Linked DNA regions of Homo sapiens: regions 1, 3 and 4 are each linked to region 2. The links are chromatin contacts, found by Hi-C or POLR2A ChIA-PET in ENCODE. All regions are on one chromosome and are shown on one strand. The core of a region is the stretch at or near the end of the contact, and the rest is flanking DNA. Distances in the headings are between cores, read along the strand shown.

Region 1 (3,637 bases), core at 359-2,858, 3.2 Mb after region 2:
TCCCAACACTGGGAGGCCGAAGCGGGTGGATCACCTGAAATCAGGAGTTTGAGACCAGTCTGACCAACAAGGTGAAACCCCATCTCTACTAAATACAAAAAATTAGCCGGGCCTGGTGGCGCATGCTTGTAATCCCAGCTACTCGGGAGCCCGAGACAGGAGAATCACTTGAACCCAGGAGGTGGAGGTTGCAGTGAGCCGAGATTGTGCCAGTGCACTCCAGCCTACGCAACAAGACGGAAACTCCATCTCAAAAAAAAAAAAATCTCTTTGGGATAAGCCCAAATTGTTCTATTTGACTTTTGGTGTTGCCCCATCTACACTATTACCCAGATCTACCTGATGAAACTTAATGATAAAGTTACTTGAGACTTGGACTCTGCCCACCTGCAAGCCTCCTGTCTTTGGGGAATTCACCTGATTAATCTTTCTGGGTCTCAGTTTCCACATCAGCTCAACAGGGCAATATGCTCAACAGGGCAATTTCCACATCAGCTCAACAGGGCAATATCATTTTCCTTACAGGGTTGTCCAAAGACTTACAATTAGCCTGGCTCACTATAGGTAGTCCACAGGTGTCAGCTACATAAATCTAAAACTCCTAGGCATGCTTGGATGGGACAACTTGGGCACAGAATTTAGAGGGGTGGTTTTGTTTCGTTTTGTTCTGTTTTGTTTTTTGGTTCTCTGGGAACTGGACAAGGTGACACAGCCAAGGCCCTTCCAACTCTTAAGAATTCTTCCCCAAAGAAAATACTTTGCAAATGCCTCAGCAGAACTCAAAAATATCCACAAACTCTTCACTGACACTAAAAACTTGGGTACTCCAAAAATCACTTCTGACCCCCAGGCGTCCTACCAGGTCTGCAAACCTTCGATTTGGGGATGCATGACCTAGCAGCTTTTAAGCATACGCCCTCAATTGTTACCCCACCTCCCGGCTCAGGGCTGGCCCTCGGGATGCAGCGACCCCTCCTCGCCAGGCTCCGCGGGACTCCGGGCAGGGCGCTCAGTGCTCCGGCAGCCACAGGGTTCGCAGAGCTGAGGTCCGCCCGAGAGAGCAGCCGCGCCTCCAGCTCGCAGTTACTCGGAGCCAGGCCGGGGAGCATCTGTGCCCCGCCCCACGCGCCGCGCAAGTCCTCCCGGGATCACCCTCCCCGCGCCGCGAACCCCCCGCACTTCCTCCACTCCCGGGTGATACCCGGCCTCGCTCCGGCCCCGCCCCCGCATCTGAGCCCCGACTCCTAACCGCCTAGAGCTCCCGCCCCGCCCACGCACCGACCCCCCCGGCCCCACCCCCGAGCCCCCGCAGCCCCAGAGGAGGCCACGGGCTAGCGATGGCGAATGCGGCGTGGCTACGCTCTCAGCCTGGCCCCGCCCCAACCCTGGCCCCGCCCATGCCCCAGGCTCCTGCCTGGGCTCTGCTCTCGGCCCCGCCCCGCACCCAAGCCCCGGCCCCACCCCCGAGCCCCCGCAGCCCGGGAGCCTAGGCCCCGCCCCCGAGTCCCGGCTCCACCCCCGAGACCCGGCCCCACCCCCGAGCCCCCGCAGACCGAGCTAGGCCCCGCCCCCGAGACCCGGCCCCACCCCCGAGCCCCCGCAGCCCTAGAGCCGCCCAAGGGATGGCGATGGCGTACTTGGCTTGGAGACTGGCGCGGCGTTCGTGTCCGAGGTAAGCTTGGAGTCCCGGCCGTTCGGCCCATGGTCGCCCGCAGGATACCGCTGTCCAGGCGAAGGTCGCCGCCGTTGGAAGACCCTCCTTCCCTATTGTCTAGGTGGCAACAGGATTTTGCTTTGCTGGTTTTCCGGTGAGGTAGTGCTAAAAAGTGACGACCTCACGCGCGCCCTCCTGCACCGCTGGGCCCGGAGTGGTCAGGATGGGCGCGTCGGGAGGTCAGGGCTATGGTTCCCTGTCAGCAGTCCCCAAGGTCTCCGCCTGCCTCCGCGCACGCTCCCATCCTCCTGGGGCCGGACTCCGGGCGGGTGAGCCGCCCCAGCTGAGCACCCGGGCCTGCACTTCCCAGCCGGGCTGCTTCTGGGGTGCAAAGCGTCGCTTGCTAAAAGCGAGGTAAACGCAAGCCGTTATCACTCGTGTGGACTTAACACTCTGCTTCTTGGAGAACACGTATGCTATAAAGTGAAATGGCCGGGTACAGAGTAACGGCTAAGAAGCACGCTGCACCTCCCTGGGGTCCCGGGAACCCGCACGAATCTGTGCATAGGGAACAAAACCGAAACACGGTGGTGGCCTTGAAGTGGTAGAATTATGAGTGATTTTCCCGACTTTATGTATTTTCTTAAATGGTCGTGTTTTTGCTATTTGTTTTTAAAACTCACGCTTTATTTAAAAATAAATTTGTTCCACATTTTGTGGAAACTTGTACATTTCGGCTTTCTGTGGATATTTTAAATTTTTCTTTCGTTTTCTACGTGGAATTTGCCATATAAGATGCAGTTTTTCCCTTTACAGAAAATCATTTTAATGTAAAACTTACTCTAGGCTGATCTTACTGAATCAGTTACTAATAGTCCAAAGTTTGAACCTAGAGTTCATTGCACCATTTTCGAGTTACATAATTGTGTTTGTGTGTTAGGTTTGGGCTTTGTAACCTGTATTATTTTAATCATCTTTTTTGCCATTAACTCTATTATTCAGTGTCATCGTCGTGAACTCCATTTTTAGCTTGTGGCCTGAGTCCTGTGCATTCAAGTTTGCCACCCCACCCCCGCTCACTATGTGTGCTTAAAAACGTGCTGATCACCCCCGCGGTGGTTGCTGTTTCTGCTCTGTTCCTGGCTGGCTGGTTAAACATACCCATAGAAAGGGGCACGCCTGCTGAGCCCCCTTCACTGACTCCCTTCCACTGCAGGTAGATTCCCTCCCATCTGCTGAGAAGGCTGTGGCTCTATCTGGAATGCCAGCAACTGCTCGTGTGTTCTTTTGAATATTTCTTGTATGTTCACATCCATTCTCCCCTCCTTCCACCTGTGTGTATGTTGGAACACCAGCTTCGCCAGCAAAGAGGCAAGAATTGACCTGATATAGCTTATGGCTTATCAGTGAGTGCAGAGGCTGTTTCAGGACTTTGGGACACTTCACTAAATTCTGTGCACTTTAGCCTTTTGGTTTCCTGCTGTCCACTGTCTTGCATGCACTTCACTTCTTGCCTTTGGCAAAATTTACATGGTCATTCCTGTTCTGGCTGCTTTTATCTTTAGTTGCTTACAGATACCTCCCTGGATGGTTACTTTTCCTTTTATTTAAAGTTACTACTGTTAGCTTCTGTATTGACTTATTATCTTGGAATCCTTACAGCCAATTATTTGCAGCCAGTTTGCTGAGGCAAGTATAAAGAAAATATCTATAGACAAACATGGCATTTTGTTATGTATAGGCTGGGAACAATTAGAAATCAGGCTGCAGAAATGTGAGGGTTGGGAACAAATAGAAATCAGTCTGCCTAATTGTAGTTCTCTGCAGGTCACTAGTTTCCCGGTAGTTCAGCTGCACATGAATAGAACAGCAATGAGAGCCAGTCAGAAGGACTTTGAAAATTCAATGAATCAAGTGAAACTCTTGAAAAAGGATCCAGGAAACGAAGTGAAGCTAAAACTCTACGCGCTATATAAGCAGGTA
Region 2 (3,364 bases), core at 854-3,353:
CCGCCAAGCCCACGCCCACCCGGAACTCGCACTGGCTGGCAAGCACCGCGCGTAACCCCAGTTCCCGCCCGCCCACGCCTCTCTCCACACCTTCCCGGCAAGCTGAGGGAGCTGGCTCCGGCCTTGGCCAGCCCAGAAAGGGGCTCCCACAGTGCAGCGGTGGGCTGAAGAGCTCCTCAAGTGCCACCAAAGTGGGGGCCCAGGCAGAGGAGGCGCCGAGAGCGAGCGAGGGCTGAGTACTGCCAGCATGCTGTCACCTCTCAGAAGCTTTGTTTTTTGCAATAAATCTTGCTGCTGCTCACTGCCTTTATGAGCTGTAACACTCACCGCGAAGGTCTGCAGCTTCACTCCTAAAGCCACCGAGACTATGAACCCACCAGGAGGAATGGACACCTTAACAGCTGTAACACTCACTGCGATGGTCTAGTAGCTTCACTCCTGAGCCAGTGAGACCATGAACCCACCAGAAGGAAGAAACTCGGAACACATCCGAACATGATGAAGGAACAAACTCTGGACTTTAAGAACTGTAACACTCAGCACGAGGGTCTGCGGTTTCAGTCTTAAAGTCAGTGAGACCAAGAACCCTATTCCAGACACAGCTCTGACATAGAGTGGCAACACTGGTAGCGTGCACAGGAGCAGAGGCAGCAGCAAAGTGAGAGGAGGCCCTCCACTTATGCTGGGCGCCCTAGTAGCAGCAGCAACACAGCAGCGGTGCCACTGGTGGCCTGGCAGAGTGGAATTTGGTTGATTCAGCCCAGCACCATCAGGCTGTGACTTTAGCAGACTGTAGGTAGTGGTGGCAGTGGGTCCAAGCTGCATTTACAGCCCCCAGGACAAGGAGACCTGAAGCGGAAACAATGCAGGAGTAGAACAGCAAATGTCCTAGGTCAGTAGTGTATGGAATCTGGAACCAGATAGCCTTGTTCAAATCTTGCATCTGCCGTTTGCTAGCGTTTTGAAGCTTTGAGTAAATTACTAACCTCTCTGGGTCTGTTTTCTCCTCAGTAAATAATATCCAGCTCATAGAGAGGTTTAGAAAATTAAATGAAAAAGCACAGCTCTAAGGAGGTGATTGACAATAGTAAGCATATGATTTATTTCCTCATCTTTATGACATCTCACTCTGGTCCAGACCAAGATTACTTAATATTCAGATTAATTTCATGAACTGCTATATTACTCCAGCAACTCAAATCCAAAATAGATGAAAAGGAAACTAAAGAAAACTGGACAGCCATTGCTGCACCTATTGTATAGTTACAAATGCTGACTACATACCAAAACACTGTTTAGGTGACTTATAATTCTGGAATGTCACATACGAATTTAAGAATTGCTGGCCAGGCGCAGTGGCTCACACCTGTAATCCCAGCACTTTGAGAGACCCAGGCGGGTGGATCACCTGAGGTCAGGAGTTTGAGATTAGTCTGGCCAACATGGTGAAACCCCCGTCTCCAGTAAAAATACAAAAATTAGCCGGGCGTAGTGGTGCGCGCCTGTAGTCCCAGCTGCTTAGGAGGCTGAGGCGGGAGAATCGCTTGAACCCGGGAGGCGGAGGTTGCGGTGAACAGAGATGGTGCCACTGAACTCTGGCCTGGGCGACAGAGCAAGACTTCGTCTCAAAAATAATAATTTAAGAATTGTCATTACTTAACCATGGGAGAGGGTGTGGGCAGACAGGGGACAAAGATTTTCCACTGTGTATTTTCATGGTTTTTCCTTTGAACAATGTCCTCTCTTCCAACAAAATTTTTTGCTTTTAAGTGCCACATAAAGGCAGCTCATGTTCCTTACATCGCCGTTATCAAGAGGATCGTCATTCAAATAAAGTAACCACTGACAATGCTAATTAATTGGAAGTAAAGAACTGGGCGGAAAGAACGGCTAACCGCAAGCTGCCGGGTCGCAACTGCGGCGGAAGGCGGACTCTCGCGGGAGCCACAAAGAGGCAGCAGCCGGCCACGTGACTTCCCGGTGGCCTGCTCTCCCCACCTCTCCGCGCTGAGCAGCCACGTCGGCGGCGGTCCCTGGTCCAGGGAGGGGCGTGGCAAAGGCCCGTGCGCGGTACGTGTCCCGCCCCTCGCTGCCCGGAGCCCGGATGAAGAGTAACGCCATTACCGCCGGAGCCGCCGAGAGCCTTAGCCGACGGAAACTGGACACTGGACCGGCAGCGCCATGAGACTCCTCCCCCGCTTGCTGCTGCTTCTCTTACTCGTGTTCCCTGCCACTGTCTTGTTCCGAGGCGGCCCCAGAGGTGAGGCTGGGGGAGTGTGCGGAGGGGATGGCCAGGAAGGAGATGCCAGTGATGGCAAGTTTGAAGTTGGAGGCGGTGGCCGCTCCGGGTCCTGGGGTCCGCGTCCACCCCGCTGGCCTCTCTCCGCCCTCTCCCCAAGCCTAGGCTCGTAGCAGCAGGGGTCCCCGCGGGCGCTGGAGACCCCGCTGCGGCCTGCCCCTTGCACGCGGAGCGCGGGGCCGTGCCCGGGCGACCTTGCTTCGTGGCCGGCCGAGGGCTGGGCTTGCTCCTCTTGCCCTGGACCCTCGCCTGCAGGAGCGGCCAGAACTGGAGGGTCCTCGGCTGCAGGAGGAGGCGCTGGACACGGCTGCGCTCCGAGCGCGCCGCAGCCGGGCTGTTTCTTTTGGCCACCTCCGGCTCCGCTCCACCCCCAGCCCCTCGCGCTCAGGGCTGACGTGTCTTTAGCTTCCACGCCGGGAGTCCGTCTTCATTCATTTGCCAAAACCCTTGTTTTCTACACATCTAAGCCATCAGAGTGTCTTGTTCAATGGTCATCTGCCTTGTTCACGCCCTGCTTGACCCGTATGTGTTACTAGGAGGCTTGATTTCAGAAAAACTACCCCATCGTCACCCCCGTTATCCGCCCCTGCTGCCAAGCAGACTGAAGAATCCCTGTGGGATGTCTCCCTTCTGCCTTCTTCCTCTTCTTGTCTTTCCATGGAACAATTTTTTGTTTGTGGAAACATCGTATTGTGCTGAAAAAATGTGGCCTACTTCGAGTGTTTTTAATACATAGATTTATTCTTTCAACAATTAACCCAGCAATTAAGTGTGAAAATAACTTAGCAGAATATAAAAATATGGCAACTTGACTTCCTGCACAGGTTTTGTCGTGAACTTCGACTTTCTAATTTGTAAAGTGAAATAATTAGTCTGACTAAGCATCCCTTTCATTCTGTAAGTTTAAGCAAGCTGTGTGTCTTAACGGTAGTGACAGGTATTCACGAGTTGTTTTGCGATGAAAAGTGAAGTGACTGGCTTCTGTTTAATGGCTAGAAAACCAAGTGGGAGAATTAAACAACTGTTAATGAGTTAATCTGCAGGTTTAACAAGATTTTTTACTTT
Region 3 (3,126 bases), core at 302-2,801, 3.3 Mb after region 2:
AAATGTAACCACATAGCATGAGATCTGCACGGTACTGGCATAAACACTGTAATTGTGCCACACAATGAACTTGGTGAGAAACAGTAAGAGGTTAAAGCTAATTTAAAACTTCAGAATCCATTTGTTCTCTGCTAAGTCAAATTGTAAAAATAATACAGCAGTTTTGAAAAGCCCTTAATTAAAAATTCCGTTTCTCTGCCTAGCTGAGTAATGCAGATGATTGAGGAGCCCAAAACTGGATGCACAGCAATTAAGTGTCAGGTTGTCTGGTGGCAAAGATTTCTTCTATCGCTCAGTCACAAGTTGCTGGGAGACTATACCTCTTTCTAAGATGGCTGGAAACAGATCAGACAGTGCAGATGCAAAAAAAAACAAAAAACAAAACAAAAAAAAAAAACGGTCGCTATAGGAACATTGCCGTAAAATCCATTCTCTCTGTTAAGGTTCTTGTTTGAGTTTTCCTAACATAGACATGAACAGCAAAATACTGCTTTAAGTTAACCAATGGTTAACCTTTGCAGCATACACTCGTATTTTTTTTTTTTTCATTTTTCATTTGGCCGCATGGATTCTTAATGTTAGCTTAATTATAGACATAAAGTGGTTTGGCAGTAGCTAGCAATTCCCACTACTCCTTCCACTCGTCCTCCTAAAGAAGGGTTATAAACTCAGGCAAAAAAAAAAAAAAAAAAAAAATGCCAGGCCTCAAAACCAAAGACTCTATCTTACTTTGCCTCAAGTTTGCAAGTTGGTAAAAAAGCTGCCGGTAGGCACTCAAAACAAAACAAAACAATACTGGGTGACTGCTGGACTAAAGAGTACAAGGTGACGAGATCAAGTATCCCGCTAGCCACAGACTAGCTCTGGGATGGCCAGAGAGTGTGACCCCAGCACCTCCGCTCTCTGCTTTCAGGTCCTAAACTGACACCAGTAAAAGGACGACTGGGGGTACCGCATGAGGAAGAAAAGACTTAGGGCTTGGCCCGCCTGCTGCCACTGACCCTCGTGTCCCCAACACAGATGCCGCTAAGAGCTGCGGCCAGGGAGCTCAGATGGGTCCCCAAAAGAGGCATAGGAAAGCGCGACCTCACTGCCGCGGCAGCCGCCACGCGCACCGGACCTGTAGAGGCCGCTCGCGCCTACGCCTCCCGGGGCAACGACGCGCGGCAGGCCGCGGCCGCCTTCACCCCAGCAGCCACGGCCTCTGGGAGAAGGAAGCTCGAAGGCCGCCTGCTCCCCATGCCTCCCACCCCACAACGAATCGCGCCGGAAAAAGCAAAGTTTGACTCTCGCCGTTAGGCCCGAACTTTCCCGCCACCCCGTGCAGCTCCCACTCGGCAGTCCCCGGGCTCCAGCTTCTGGCCCACTCACAGAGACTACTTACTCTGGCTGCTCCCGTAGCGACTGGGTCTCCGCGGCGGCCATCTTGAACTTCCTGACTCCTCGGCGGCGGTGGCGGCGGCTCCCGGACGGTGGAGGGTAGGGGAAGTGGAGGAAGAAGGAAAAGAGCTGCCGCGCATGTGCCGACCGTGTAGGGAAGAGCTGGGTTCTGAGTCCGCGCTAAGAATCCGGATATAAAACCCCACGTCCCGGGACTAGCGCAGGGCGTAGTGTCGCAGCTTCCGGGAGCATGGTGGGCGGTGCTGCTAAGGATTGAGGTCGAGTGTCAAGCTTGAGCTCTTCAGTCAATGCTAGAAATGGACGTTTAGTTATTGAATCCCGCTAACGAGGGGAGCCAACAAGAGAGGGATGTCGGCATCGGGTGTGCGGTTCCAAGAACTGATTGGCTGTGGAGATTAGAAGTTAGGTGAAAATTCTCTTAAACTCGGGCAAACGAATTGATGATTTTTCCCCTGGTCGGTGTTAGAGACACAGTAAATGCTTAACCATCTCGCTAGACAGCTCAACTGAAGTGGCATTAACTTCCCGGGAAAGTGTGTAGAAAGGCATTTTTAAATACTGTAAACTCGAACGTAAATATCTTTTAATGTGGAACTGTTACTACATTTAACACTGAACATCTTTTCAACTTTTACATAGTTCAAGGGTGACACGATTCAGTTCGTTATTTCCGTAATTGGAACGTGTAATGTTTTTTGGCCCAAGTTGCGTTATGTGATTTTGTTTTCTTCTATAACGACTCTACAGTAATGGGGTAGAATGGAATATTGTGGGGAAAACATTTACTGGCTCTTGGAGAACTCTCAAAACCAATTAGGTTCTTTAATTCCTCTTTAAAAAAATATTTCTCGCCTGGCGCTGTGGCTCACCCCTGTAATCCCAGCACCTTGGGAGGCCGAGGCGGGCGGATCACCTGAGGCCAGGATTTGGAGACCAGCCTGGCCAACATGGTGAAACCCCGTCTCTATTAAAAATACAAAAAATTAGCTGGGCGTGGTGGCGCTCGCCTATAATCCCAGCTACTCCGGAGGCTGAGGCAGGAGAATCGCTTGAACCCGAGAGGCGGAGTTTGCACTGAGATCACGCCACTGCACTCCAGCCTGGGCGACAGAGCAAGATTCCATCTCAAAAAAAAAAAAAAAATTATCCATACTTTGGAACCTGGAAGCAGCGTGACGATCACTTTCATTCTTGTAATCATCTGAGTTTGCCTTTGTCCTAGAAAATTGAGTTCGGAATCTCCAGACTCCATACATATCTCTTGATTTCCAGGGGAGAAGGGTTTTAAATGTTCTTACAAAATGTCTCTTGTTGCCTGAATTCCAAACGTTTTGAAATGTTAGGGCCGGGCGCGGTGGCTCACGCCTGCAATCCTCTAGCACTTTGGGAGGCCGAGGCGGGCGGATTGCCTGAACTCAAGAGTTCGAGTCCAGCCTGGCCAACATAGCGAAACTCCGTCTCTGCTAAAAATACAAAAAATTAGCCGGCGTGGTGGCGCCTGTAGTCTCAGCTACTCGGGAGGCTGAGGCAAGAGAATCGCTTGAACCCGGGAGGCCGAGATCGCGCCATTGCACTCCAGCCTGGGCAACAAAAGCAAAAACGCCGTCTCAAATAAATAAATGAAATAAACTTAGTAAACTATTTTTAAATAATGTTAAAATTAACGGTGTACGTAGTAGAACTGTGAGAGATCTCATCTTGGAAATAGAGTGATATACTTGAAGG
Region 4 (3,201 bases), core at 51-2,550, 3.4 Mb before region 2:
AAGACAAAGAGCAAATAACTGGAGTAGGAAACAAAATAAACGAAAGCAATAGGCCAAGTGATATACTTCCAAATTTTCTGGATAATTAAAGACCGACGCCTTGACTTCATAAAGAAGTACTGTACTCAATTTTCTAGAAAATGCTTAGAATTGCTTCAAGAATAAAAGTGAGCTAGATGTTAGGAGGTCGGATTCCTAGTCGTGAGTATAGTCCTATCTACCTATTTGACTACTGATAATTTATTTGACCTTTTTATCTATTCACACATCTAGTAATATCATATTCTGCTGTAATTTCTCTCCATCTATGCGTCTCCTCAGTCCTCCACCCCTTATGTAGGCAACGTCTCTAAGGCAAGATCCATACCTCCAGCATCTTTGCATCTCCACCGCCCAGCTCGCCATAAGTTCCCAACAAATAATGAATTGGTATCGCTTTACCTATAAGGGATTTATCCTAATCTAGTTCTAGTAATTTGTAAAATTCCAGGGCAGAAATTCAGCAAAAGAGCGAGATCTTCTTTCATTAAATTCTGAATACTGTCAACTTATGGGATCGATCCTTAAATCCACAATCTACGACTCATTTGTCCGTATGCAGAAATGCCGGTTTCCTTTGTGTCCCGTGGACCTTTTGTCTACTAGAAAAGGCAGATATTGCCTCATTTTGATAAAATGTCCATTCTACGGTTTAAAAGGTTAGCTTTTCTCTTAAGTCTCTTAGGTTTGATTCATCAAATCATCCAGTGAACAGCAGGCGCTCCAATGTTCACCTCTGCTGTGTAGGAACCAAACCCGACCTTCCCGGCCCCGCCTCCGACTGTCTCTAACTACGCGGTATCTCACCTCGTGGTCGCCGCAAGCCTCGGGCTCCGGGTGTACAGCGAACCCAAAGAGGACCTGCTCGTAGCAACCAGCGACCAGCTCCATTCAGCAGCGCACGTGCCTCTTCCGCCAGCCCGGCTCAGCCTGGAGGTGACAGAACCGGAAACCAAAAAAAAAAAAAAAAAAACACCTGACTCCTTTCTGCATCGGCGCTCGAATTATACGTCAGGCTCCAGGGCTGCCTTTAAGTCGCCTGTAACGTGGAAACACTTTAAGCGCGGGGAGGTCACATGGATTTTCCAAGAAGAGAATAAGTAAAGATGCCACATGAGGAGGTTCTCACTGCAAGGAGAAAAAAATCGGGGGCAAGCAGGCATATCTCAGGAAGGTGCCAGCTACGCCCGTCTGAAGGGAGCGGGCGGGACATCCTCTGCGAAGCCCTTCATTTCCGTGACATCAGGAGGAGGTGGGGCCGACTTCCGGCCGGTTGCTTAGGGGCTGTAGCGCCGGCAGCGTGCATTGTTGTGGGCTGTGTACTAGTAGGGTAGGAGTTTTTGTTCAGGGACCAGCGGAACGAGGCTTTCTGTCGTTAATAGGGTAAGGAGGGGTGGGATTAGGGTTCGCGGTGACTTGTTCCAGCGGCGCAGCGCTCGCGCTGCCTTGACGGACTCGGAGTGCTAGATGTGTCCGCGTTCCCGTCTGCCCGGGCCAGAACCCCAGCCCTGCACACTTTCTCTGTCTGCTTGTCTAACTCTGGGGCTGTATTGGCCAAGGTTGCGGCACCTCCTGGGGAGGGAGCAGTGAGCCTTCATTTTTTTTTTTTTTTTTTTGAGACGGAGTTTCGCTCTTTTTGCCCAGGCTGGAGTCCGGTGGCGCGATTTCGGCTCACCGCAACCTCTGCCTCCCGGGTTCAAGCAATTCTCCTGCCTCAGCCTCCCGAGTAGCTGGGATTACAGGCATACGCCACCACGCCTGGCTAATTTTGTATTTTTTAGTAGAGACAGGGTTTCTCCATGTTGGCTAGGCTGGTTTTGAACTCCCGACCGCAGGTGATCCGCTTGCCTCGACCTCCCAAAGTTGCTGGGATTGCAGGCGTGAGCCACAGCGCCCGGCCAGAGCCTTCATTTGAGAGTTGGGAAAACAAAGTGAGCCTGAGCAACATATTTTGATGCCGTCTCTACAAAAATGTTATAAATTAGCCCAGCATGGCGACGCCCGCCTGTGGCCTCAGCAACTCGGAAGGCTGAGGTGGGAGGATTGCTTGAGCCCAGGAGGTCGAGGCTGCAGTGAGCCGAGATCGCTCCACTGCATTCCAGTCTGGGGGACGAGCCAGGCCCCCTTTCAAAGAAAAAAAAAGTTTTATTTAATAAGGTTTAGAGATTCAGGTATGTCTTAGACATTACAGCTTTCCTACAAGCTCCCAACAGAGTAAATCTTGGTTCGTATAGTTCTCATAAACACCGTAGTAGGTCATTTGGTAAACAAGATGCATAGTCCATCCTTCTCAAATCTTCAGCCTCCATTTCAAGTGCGATACAGTGCTTCAGCGCTTAGACCCTTTTGTTTCCAATAACTTTTCTTCTCTGGTGTTCTGAATTGTTAGTACGTGTTAATAGAGGCTAGTTTGGGTCTTGCAGAAATGATTTCATTTGGGATGCTTTGGTTGTCACTGCAGTGCAGAAAAGACCTTGTTATTGTTAGAAATAGATAATTGGTGACACGAAGAAAAGTCAGCATGGAGACAAAAGATCTCTCAGCAAGGCAATTTTTACTTTATGCAGAAAGGGTGCTCAATTGCAGATGGAACGATGGTGAGAGCACTCCTGAACAAAGGAAAAGCAGACATATTTGTCCCTTACGCCTTTGGGTTGTCCTTACTGCTGTGTCCTGCATCCGTTGGCTGGGGCTGGACCTCATAATCTTAAACTGATACCCGATTTGCTAAACAGGCTGTGAGCTGGAACGTGCCTGGGCCTGTGAGCATGTCCCGCAGTTACATACAATAGGGCTTAACAGAGTTATTAGCACAAAGCAAGGAGGCTTGAAGTAAGTTAGTCTTTAAAAGAAACTATTGTTTCTAACATTTATGATTTATTCTTTAACAAGAAGGGAAACTTTGAAGAGGCAACTTTTTACTTTCTACGTCATCTGCCAGCTTTGTCCACGCCAAATGTAAACACTTCTCAAGACACTGAAATGCTGTTGACAAACTAATTCTCAGTCTAGTGGAAATCCTTGTATTCATTCACTCTTCCAAAATCTTTCTTGGCTGGGCACGGTGGCTCACTCCTGTAATCCCAGCACTTTGCGAGGCCTAGGCAGGCGGATTGCTTGAGGTCAGGACTCTGTCTCAAAAAATAAAATAAAATGGCCAGA

The links. A loop is a pair of places that touch in the nucleus more often than their neighbours do. ChIA-PET counts read pairs that join two places held with the same protein, here RNA polymerase II (POLR2A). Pooled maps may share reads with other maps.
Region 1: a map of CD4-positive, alpha-beta T cell shows a loop between it and region 2 (5-fold over the local background). The contact joins the promoter of ECI2 here to the promoter of SSR1 in region 2. A Hi-C loop is called at or near these places in 1 of 168 maps with a recorded cell type or tissue (CD4-positive, alpha-beta T cell), 1 of 37 single-sample maps with no recorded cell type and 9 of 50 pooled maps. POLR2A ChIA-PET finds 5 or more read pairs at or near these places in 1 of 52 experiments (HepG2).
Region 3: a loop to region 2 is called in a pooled map, with 17 times the contacts of the local background. The contact joins the promoter of PRP4K here to the promoter of SSR1 in region 2. A Hi-C loop is called at or near these places in 2 of 37 single-sample maps with no recorded cell type and 7 of 50 pooled maps. POLR2A ChIA-PET finds 5 or more read pairs at or near these places in 1 of 52 experiments (activated T-cell).
Region 4: a map of CD4-positive, alpha-beta T cell shows a loop between it and region 2 (13-fold over the local background). The contact joins the promoter of C6orf52 here to the promoter of SSR1 in region 2. A Hi-C loop is called at or near these places in 2 of 168 maps with a recorded cell type or tissue (CD4-positive, alpha-beta T cell and naive thymus-derived CD4-positive, alpha-beta T cell) and 13 of 50 pooled maps. POLR2A ChIA-PET finds 5 or more read pairs at or near these places in 2 of 52 experiments (CD4-positive, alpha-beta T cell and OCI-LY7).

The regions. Positions count from the first base shown.
Region 1 is chr6:4,133,546-4,137,182 of GRCh38, reverse strand. It overlaps ECI2 (enoyl-CoA delta isomerase 2), which reads left to right and starts at 1,608. Exons shown (of 10, transcript NM_206836.3): 1 at 1,608-1,672; 2 at 3,472-3,634. The coding sequence starts at 1,623. It overlaps ECI2-DT (ECI2 divergent transcript), which reads right to left and starts at 1,111. Exons shown (of 4, transcript NR_103764.1): 1 at 935-1,111. RefSeq lists silencers at 1,053-1,262, 1,423-1,562.
Region 2 is chr6:7,311,938-7,315,301 of GRCh38, reverse strand. It overlaps SSR1 (signal sequence receptor subunit 1), which reads left to right and starts at 2,103. Exons shown (of 8, transcript NM_003144.5): 1 at 2,103-2,260. The coding sequence starts at 2,182. RefSeq lists enhancers at 1,728-1,787, 1,798-1,867, 1,204-2,070, 2,071-2,939 and silencers at 2,358-2,467, 2,598-2,647.
Region 3 is chr6:4,019,725-4,022,850 of GRCh38, reverse strand. It overlaps PRP4K (pre-mRNA processing factor kinase PRP4K), which reads right to left and starts at 1,551. Exons shown (of 15, transcript NM_003913.5): 1 at 1,385-1,551. The coding sequence starts at 1,425. LOC124901245 (a long non-coding RNA gene) reads left to right here and starts at 1,684. Exons shown (of 2, transcript XR_007059415.1): 1 at 1,684-3,126. RefSeq lists enhancers at 309-368, 1,411-1,720.
Region 4 is chr6:10,692,715-10,695,915 of GRCh38, reverse strand. It overlaps C6orf52 (chromosome 6 open reading frame 52), which reads left to right and starts at 1,300. Exons shown (of 5, transcript NM_001145020.3): 1 at 1,300-1,422. PAK1IP1 (PAK1 interacting protein 1) reads right to left here and starts at 944. Exons shown (of 10, transcript NM_017906.3): 1 at 847-944. The coding sequence starts at 930. RefSeq lists enhancers at 917-1,296, 726-1,328, 1,337-1,386.